2 separate regions of the Homo sapiens genome follow, and region 1 is linked to region 2. Evidence: chromatin contacts called from ENCODE Hi-C data. All regions are on one chromosome and are shown on one strand. Each heading gives the region's core, a stretch centred on a gene start or an enhancer-like site at or near the end of the contact. The rest is flanking DNA. Distances are from core to core; before and after follow the strand shown. Region 1 overlaps INPP4A (inositol polyphosphate-4-phosphatase type I A). Region 2 has its middle 19 kb from the start of NEURL3.

Region 1 (4,394 bases), core at 1,867-4,366, 2.0 Mb before region 2:
CAAGCCACAGCAGCCCTCAGCCACAAAGAGCTCAGGGTGGAGCCTCAAAACCTCAAGAGTATCTTAAAGAAAAAATGAAGAAAAAGAAGAAGCCTATTCACTTCCTAAAAACAGCCATCTGCAGGCCCTCTGAGATATCTTTTTTGCACCCATTCTTCTACAAGCTTCTGCCAGCGCCAGGTTCACTGGGTGGAGACCGTGTACCCTAAGCCAACTGACTACTGACCACTATCAGGCAGGAGACAAGGGCTGTGCACGGAGCGAGCAGAGACTGGAGGAAAAGCTGCCTCAGCATTCCTCAGCCCCTGGCACCGCATGCAGCAGACCCTAGGGCTAACAGCTCACACCTACCAGACCTTCACTTGACCATGGACGCTCATGGCTCTGGTCTGCCCTAAATCCCGCACAGGGGCTTGTAAGCAGTCTCGCAGGCACATGCCTGTGAGCCCTCCGCAGGTGGCTACTACTTCCTGCTCTCCTACAGACAGACCCCAGGGCCAGCTCCACAAGTCAATTCCTTTGTGCCTGAAAACTACCTGCTGCGTGAGTGAATGAGAAGGGGCAGGTGTGCTCCCAGTTGGTAACTTTGCATCACCTCGCCTGTGATGAATGACCATGCCATATCACAGATTCAGAAACTGAAGACCACCAACCAACATGACTCCAAAATGTACGTGCAACGTGCTGCCCAGGCCGTTGCCTTCCCTCTGAGATGTAGAGCACCTTGGTTGGAACAGCTGAAATGCTGGGAGGGCATGGCCAGAACCAGCCTCAGCGAGACACCATCACAGCTGAAATGTAGACTTCCACACAAGCACTGTGTGTTCCTGGGCCTGGCTGTCATTAAGGTCCCTGCAGAACCATCTGCCCTTGCACCTGCAGCTTGAGTTGGCCGCTTGATAGGCCAGGCAGAGGAAAGCCCAACAGAGCCAATGTACCTGAAACTGGGGTCAAAAGCAGCTTTGACAAGCCTCACTCAGGATGCTACAGGTTAGTTTAAAATGTCTGTGGGCTGGGCGCGGTGGCTCACGTCTGTAATCCCAGCACTTTCGGAGGCCGAGGCGGGCAGATCATCTGAGGTCAGGAGTTCAAGACCAGCCTGGCCGACATGGTGAAACCCCGTTTCTACTAAAAATACAAAAATTAGCCGGATGTGATGGCACACACCTGTAATCCCAGCCACTTGGGAGGCTGAGGCAGGAGAATGGCTTGAACCCGGGAGGTGGAGGTTGCAGTGAGCCAAGATTGCAACAGAGCACGATTCTGTCTTGAATAAAAATTTTAAAAAATTAAAAATTAAAAATAAATAAAAAATAAAATGTCTGTGTGTTGGCTGGACATGGTGGATCACACCAGTAATCCCAGCACTTTGAAAAGCTGAGGCAGGTGGATTGCTTGAGCCCAGGAGTTCAATACCAGCCTAGGCAACATAGCCAAACCCACAAAAAAAAATTAAAAATTAGCCAGGCATGGTGGCATACACCTGTAGTCCCAGCTACTCAGGAGGCTAAAGTGGGAAGATCACTTGAGCCTGGAAGGCAGAGGCTGCAGTGAGCCATGATCCTGCCACTACACTCCAGTCTGGTTGACAGAGTGACACCCTGTCTCAAAAAAAAAACAATAATAATTAAAAAAATAAAAGGTCTGTGTGTAACTAGAAGGTAATATTTTATTTTATTTTTATCTATTTATTTATTTATTTTTGAGACAGAGTCTCCATCTGTTGCCCAGGCTAAAGTGCAGTGGCACGATCTCGGCTCACTGCAACCTCTGCCTCCCGGGTTCAAGCGATTCTCCTATCTCAGACTCCTGAGTAGCTAGGACTACAGGCGCCTGCCACCACGCCCAGCTAATTTTTTGTATTTTTAGTAGAGATGGGGTTTCACTGTGTTAGCCAGGATGGTCTCGATGTCCTGACCTCATGATCCGCCCACCTTGGCCTTCCAAAGTGCTGGGATCATAGGCGTGAGCCACCACGCCTGGCCACTAGAAGGTAATATTTTAGAGACATGTGCCTTACAAATAGTATCTAACCATTAACTGCCCATTTCCCAAAGAAAACCCTACAGGCCAGGTCATAATTGAAATAAACGGGCAGAAGCTTAAACACGTCGTCTAACCCCACCCTCTTTTTCCAGCTAGAATGATGCTCAATCCAGCCAGAGCCTAGGCCCAGACCTCAGAGCAAGGGGGGTGCAGCTTCCTTCACAAAACTAACGTATTAGTGTGAAGCACAGGCTGGAAAGAAGCTAACAGGCATCCAGAGAGCACTGGTTGAAGAATCTGCAGCACAGCCTGGCAGCAGGCCAGCATGCAGCTGGACAATGGAACACAAAACTCCTTGTGGGCCAGTGAAACCGTCAGAAGAGGCACACAGCGAGCACGCAGCATGGCACCAGGGATGTGGAAAACTGTCTCATGTCTGCACATGCAGGCCTGCTGGCATATACACAGCATAACTTCAGAAAAAAACCCAACAAGCACATGGCATTGGTGTCTTAAGGGAGGGGACATGGATGGCTAGAGGATAGGGTAGGAAACAGGCTTTACCACATATCCTGCTATATTTTACAATTTTTAAGCCATGAAAATGTTTGCCTATTAAAACATAAAATGTTATCAAATTTGTCAAACCAAGTTAAGTACAGGGAGGTTTTTGAGAAGTCTCTCCAAGAGACATTAGTGCACAGCCAATAAGGGGATGGAAGATTTCAAGGAGCCCTGCTCTGGGGCAGGCACCCCTGCAGGTGACAGAATCAAAGCTAGGCCCACACCTGTTGCTGGCAGTGACTGCCACGGCCTTGGCAATGAGCATCCCTTGCTCTCCGCCCTTCACTTCCTTCTTCTCTGACTTGTCTCCTTCCACTCTGTTTGCCTCCTCTGCCATGTCACTACATCATGTGGCATAGTGAAGTCTATATTCCAAGTCAGAGTCCCAGTTAGAGATGGAGGGTGGTGTGGCAGAACCATGAGCCAACCCCCGTCCCTGTAATCATCTCTCACTACCAAACCACCCCCTCGCCAGCTACTGGCTCACAGGCTTGACTGTGTCTTTTTGCACTGCACCCACTGTGCAGATACCCCATGAGGTCACGGGAAGGGCGTGGCTATGGAGAAGATGGAACCGGCTGCAGCTGCCCAGCCAGCTATTTCACACTGTAGGGAGAGCCCCTGAGACAATTAATACCATTTCTAGAAACCAGCATTTCTGGGTTTCTTTACACCCCAATGCTTCCTCTTCCTCATGGTGTTTCAGCACAGTGTTTCACAGGTGGATTAGAGGGGGCGCAGACGATTCTTCTCCAATGCTGGGTTTCATTTCTGTCATTTCACAGATAACAGCTTCACCCCTGACCCCATGGGTGCCAGGGACACCCTGCCCTGTGGTCTGCATTGTGGACATCCTGCAGCAGGACCCACTGCCACACAGCGCTGGGTGAGCCGCAGCATCCACAACTGTAAAGCCAACACAGAGCGGAGACAAGGAGGCCAAGTCGCGGCCCACAATCCCCTAAAACTGGTGGTTAGAGCACAGGCATTATTGTAAGAATTACTATGATCCAAGAAAGGGTCTCCCCAAACCATGAAAATGACTATGGAACTGCTTCTGTCACTTAAAGTAATGACACAAACAAAAAGAATGAAAGAGTCTTAAAAAAGTCTGACACCCTCCAGTGTGGGATGAATGAATTCCCAAACTTTACAAAAGGCCTGAAGGGGCTCGAGCCCCCCGGGTGATCTGGCCCTGCCTCTCCTGAGCCTCCTTCCTGATGCATTGCCCCAGTCCCTCCTCATTTATCTCTGAAGACCCCCAGGTTGAGCCACTGCCCTTCCATGACACATAACTCACCCTTCCCTGAGGCCCTGTGATGCTCCCCAAAACCCACAAGAGGAAGAGGCCACCTTTCCTGGGTGCCCCTACCCTACTAGGCTTCTCTGCACCCTTGCACCTATAATACCACACTTGCATATATGTGTACATGTATATGGGGAAAATTTTTACTTTTAATTTTAAACATACACACACACACACACACACACACACACACACGATGACCAAACCCAAAGGTGTGGCACCTTCTCACCCAGAAGTGGAAGCAGACCTAGGTTCCAGCCACCTGGACAAAAGGGCTTGTGTGCCAAGGATAAAAAAGGTCACTGCTGAGAACAGGCTTCTGCCTTTGACTCAGCAAACTGACAGTTCTGGTTTCTCCCTGAGAACTTACTGGGGCAGCAGCTGTGCAGTGGATTCTGGTCTCCCCTCCTTCTCCTCAGTTAGACTGAACCTCAACTTGACCTCAGGGAAGCAGGCTGTCTTCCCAAGAGAGGCTGAGGCTTTTCTTGCTACTTTGACAAGGACAGACTAGCTTTATTCATTCGTTCACTCAACAAAC
Region 2 (4,110 bases), core at 1,358-3,857:
TGAGTCACCACGCCTGGCCACATGTATTTTTTAAAGCCATAAAGGAGAGATTGATAAATTTGATTACGCAGGATTTTTTTAAAAGCTTATGTGTGACAAAAGATACCATGAATAAAACTAAGAAGCAAGATAATAGATGGGAAGTAGAGACTTTCAACACATATAACAGAATGGAATGATGTTGAAACTTACAAAACACTTACTCCTACAATCAATAAGAAAAGCACAGATAGCTCACAGTGAGTGTCCAAGATCACATACGGAGAAATCAATCCAATCACTTATGGGGTCAATAAACATGAGAATAAACTTTGCAAGAGCCTGGGAAGTGCAAATTAAGACAGCAGCAAGACACCAACAAAATAGAACTTGGTTGGATGGTGAAATGGTGAAAGGGTACAACATTTCAGTTAGAAAACTTTTACACTGCCGGGCAAGGTGGCACAGGCCTGTAATCCCAGCACTTTGGGAGGCTGAGACAGGAGGATCACTTAAGCCCAGGAGTTCAAGTCCAATCTGGGCAACATAGGGGGACCTTATCTCTACAAAAAAATTAAAAAATTGGCCAGGTGTGGTGGCCTGTGCCTGTGGTCCCAGCTACTTGGGAGGCTGAGGTGGGAGGATTGCCTGAGCCCAGGAGATTGAGGCTGCAGAGAGCTATGATCATGCCACTGCACTCCAGCCTGGATGGCAGAGTGAGACCCTGTTCAAAACAAAATCAAAAACAAACAAAAAAGAAATCAATTACACAAAAACATTGGAGGCATTATCTACTAAAATTTAAACTATTCATACACTATCGCCCACCAGTGTCTACTCCAGAAAGTCACTCACTGCTTGCAAGAATGACCTGGCAGCAATTCTCATGACAGGAAAGCACTTGGAAACAAACTTTATATATTTACCAATAGGAAAGTGGTTATATCAACCATGGTTTATCCATATTATAGAACATTGTGCTGTGGTTCCAAGGAATAAGTTTTTATTTTTTGATTTTTTTACTTTATTTTGTTTGGAACTAGGGTCTCACTCTGTCACCCAGACTGGAGTGCAGTGGCGTGATTATAGCTCACTACAGCCTCCGCCTCCTGGGCTCATGCAATCCTCCCACCTCAGCCTCCCAAGTAGCTGGGACAACAGGTGGGCACCACCACATCTGGCTAATTTTTTAAATTTTTTGTAGAGACAGGATCTTGCTGTGTTGCTCAGGCTGGTCCTGAACTCCTTGGGCTCAAGCAATCCTCCTACTTCAGCCTCCCAAAGGTTGGGATGACAGGTGTGAGCCACTGCATCCAGCCCAAGGAATACGTTTTCATTATGTTTCTGACATACAGGATGTAGCATACAGTAAATGTCATGAATATAAAAATGCATAAAATAATGTGTGTGTGTGTTGGTATATGAATGGCAAAGGGTCCAGGAGGGTAAGAGAAGTGACCCTGGGAAAGGACTGGGATGGGGATGTGATTGGGAGGACTTGAACATTTCACTGGCATGTGGGGACTTTTTTTTTTTTTTTTTTAACAATGAGAATGAGCTTACATATTGGTTAAAAAGCCAAAAACAGTTGCTTTGGGAAACAGTGGTGGCTCCTCAAAAACTTAAACACAGAAGGACTGTATGAGCCAGCGATTCCACTCCTACATATATACCCAAGGGAATTGGAAACACTTCCACACACAATTTGTACACAAATGTTGATGGAAGAATTATTCATAATGGCCCCAAGGTAGAAATGAATATTATTTGATCCTTAAAAAGGAATGAAATACTGATTCAGGCTACATCATGATGAGCCTTGAAAATGTTATGCTAAGAGAAGGAAACTAGTCACCAAAGGCCATATATGCACGATTCCATCCATATGAAATGTCTACAATAGGCAAATCCAGAAACAGAAAGTAGATTAGTGGGTTTCAGAGGCTGGGGAGAGGCAGAAATGAGGAGTGACAACTAAAGGGTACGGAGTTTCTTTTTAGGGTGAGGAAAATATCCTGAAATTAATTATGCTGATAGTTGCACAACTTTGTGAATAGAATACTAAAAACCATTGAACTGTGCATTTAAAAAAGACGAATATTATGATAATGTGAGTTACATCTCAATTAAAAAGTTATCCAAAACAAAACCTCTCCAAAATAGACAAAGAAGCGCTAGTGGGGAAAAAAGAGGAAGACGATATTAGCCCTGGCAGCAGGAACAGCTGAAGAGGAGATGCCTTTTGAGCTGGTCCTACAGGGAGAGTTTGGAAGGCAGAGGGGAATGGATGCCGGTCTTCCAGACAGCAGGCGCGGCACATGCAGAGATGGCAAAGGCAAGGTGTGCTGGGGGAGCTACGAGGAGGTGAGGAGGTCGGATTGGCCCAAGCAAAAGCGGGGGGGAGAGGCGAGAGGGAAGCGAGATGGGCCTGCCCTAGGAGCGCTCTACCGGCTGCGTGAGTGGCGGTGCCCGTGCCATCCCTGGGGCTGCAGGAGGTCTGATCTGCCAGGGCCTCGGCCAGCCAGCAACTCACAGTGCTTGTAAGGCAGGCTGGGAGAGAGGCAGGCTGCGGCTAAGTTTCGCTTTCCTAGAAGCCTGAGATCACAGGTTCCCTTGACGTGAGGTCACTGGAGTAAAACAATGGAGGAAGCGTGTAATGAATCATTATCACAGGGGCAGAATACACGCAGTAAAAAGAAAGTAGAACTGCAACCAGGGATCTTTAGCGTCCTGTAAGCGGAGGCCTGCCCGGGCTGGCTCCAGGGACCTGCTACGGGGCTTTCCTGCAGATATGGGAAAATTCCCTCGTCCAGACTTTCACATCAGGCTTTCTGTTAGATCAATTGGAGAGGGAAGGGGGAGACCGGGTCCACCATGTCACCTGCCCCTGGCGCCCATCGCACACAGGGCCCCAGCGTGCTGTCCTCATGAGGCCTCGCCAGCATTACTCCCTGATGGCACTCCTCTCGCAACCCCCACCCCCACCCCTGCACTGCACGCCCTGACCCCCCTGCTGATCAACTGTTGAAGAAATTCCACTTGGAAGAAGTCTACAGTGGGGACTGGGGGTCCCGCGTGTGGGGGATGACTCCTAAGCCTGGAGGCAGAGGGAAGAGAACCGCGCACGGTCCCTTCCTCCACAGACCTGCACAGCAGATTAGCCTCTGCTGCCAGCTGCCCTGCTCCCCAGTCCCTTCCTTTGAAGGAATGGGTGGTAGGATCTCCACAGGAATCTAGAGGTGGTGCCTCTGTGGTTTTCTGGCGCAGCCAGCTTGTTTCTCTCAGATCTGTGTGAAGTGCGAGGGGCACAGCAGGGGGTGACATTCTCATTTTATAGCCAGGAAACTGAGGCGCAGAGGCTTTGTGTGACTTGCCTGCAGCCACACAGCAGCCCATGGTATGGTTGGGACCAGATCTGGAATCGCTGAATCCCAGCCAAGACTCCCTTCTGCCTCAAGCTGAGCCATTTATGGCTTGACATGGAGGCGGATCACCTGAACAGTCCCCATTCCCCACAAAGTTCTCAACAAAAAAAGGGCCAACTTGGACACAGTGATTGAGATGGAGACTGACCACGAGAGGAGGGCACTTCCTAATCCCCGTTTCTGGCCCTAAACATCTTCCTGGCTTTCTGTTCAGGACCCCTCCTGACTCCCTCAAATGCTCTTGGATTCCGCTGACTTAAAGGATCAAATACATTTTGGCTCCTTGCCTGTCTCCCCCCAGGAGTATGTGCAGTCCTGGGGCTGACAGGGACTTGGAAGGAGAAGCCCAAGTGTCTTATTCCTTTTTTTGTTTGTTTGTTTGTTTTTTACTGTTAGAACACCACAGACTGGGCAATTTATAAAGAAAAGGGTTTATTTGGTTCATAGCTCTGGGAAGTCCAAGGGCATGGCTCTGGCATCTAGCGAGGGCCTTCATATTGAGTTATCCCAAGGTGGAAGGTGGAGGGTAGGAGGGAAGATGGGGACTGAACTTCACCCTTTTATCAGGAACCCATTCCCTCAGTGACTAGCTCACTCCTGCAATAACAATATTGTTTCACTCATGAGGGCAGAGGCTTCATGGCCTAATCACCCATCTCTTAAGGTCTTCACAATGGTAATTAAATTTCAACATGAGTTTTGGAGG

Evidence for each region. Hi-C counts contacts between places; a loop is a spot of excess contacts on that map. Pooled maps may share reads with other maps.
Region 1: a loop to region 2 is called in a map with no recorded cell type, with 20 times the contacts of the local background. The contact joins two enhancer-like sites. A Hi-C loop is called at or near these places in 3 of 37 single-sample maps with no recorded cell type and 4 of 50 pooled maps.

Annotation. Positions count from the first base shown.
Region 1 is chr2:98,459,758-98,464,151 of GRCh38, reverse strand. All of the region lies in intron 1 of INPP4A (inositol polyphosphate-4-phosphatase type I A), which reads right to left. Among named protein-coding and RNA genes, the nearest start is that of INPP4A, 17 kb to the right of the region's middle. RefSeq lists enhancers at 107-156, 343-858, 3,372-3,431. Within about 2 kb of position 3,116, at least 13 of the 41 ENCODE cell types and tissues checked have a DNase peak (open chromatin) inside an H3K27ac peak, as active enhancers do.
Region 2 is chr2:96,484,673-96,488,782 of GRCh38, reverse strand. No RefSeq gene overlaps it. Among named protein-coding and RNA genes, the nearest start is that of NEURL3, 19 kb to the left of the region's middle. RefSeq lists enhancers at 2,334-2,983, 2,669-3,361. Within about 2 kb of position 2,607, at least 34 of the 41 ENCODE cell types and tissues checked have a DNase peak (open chromatin) inside an H3K27ac peak, as active enhancers do.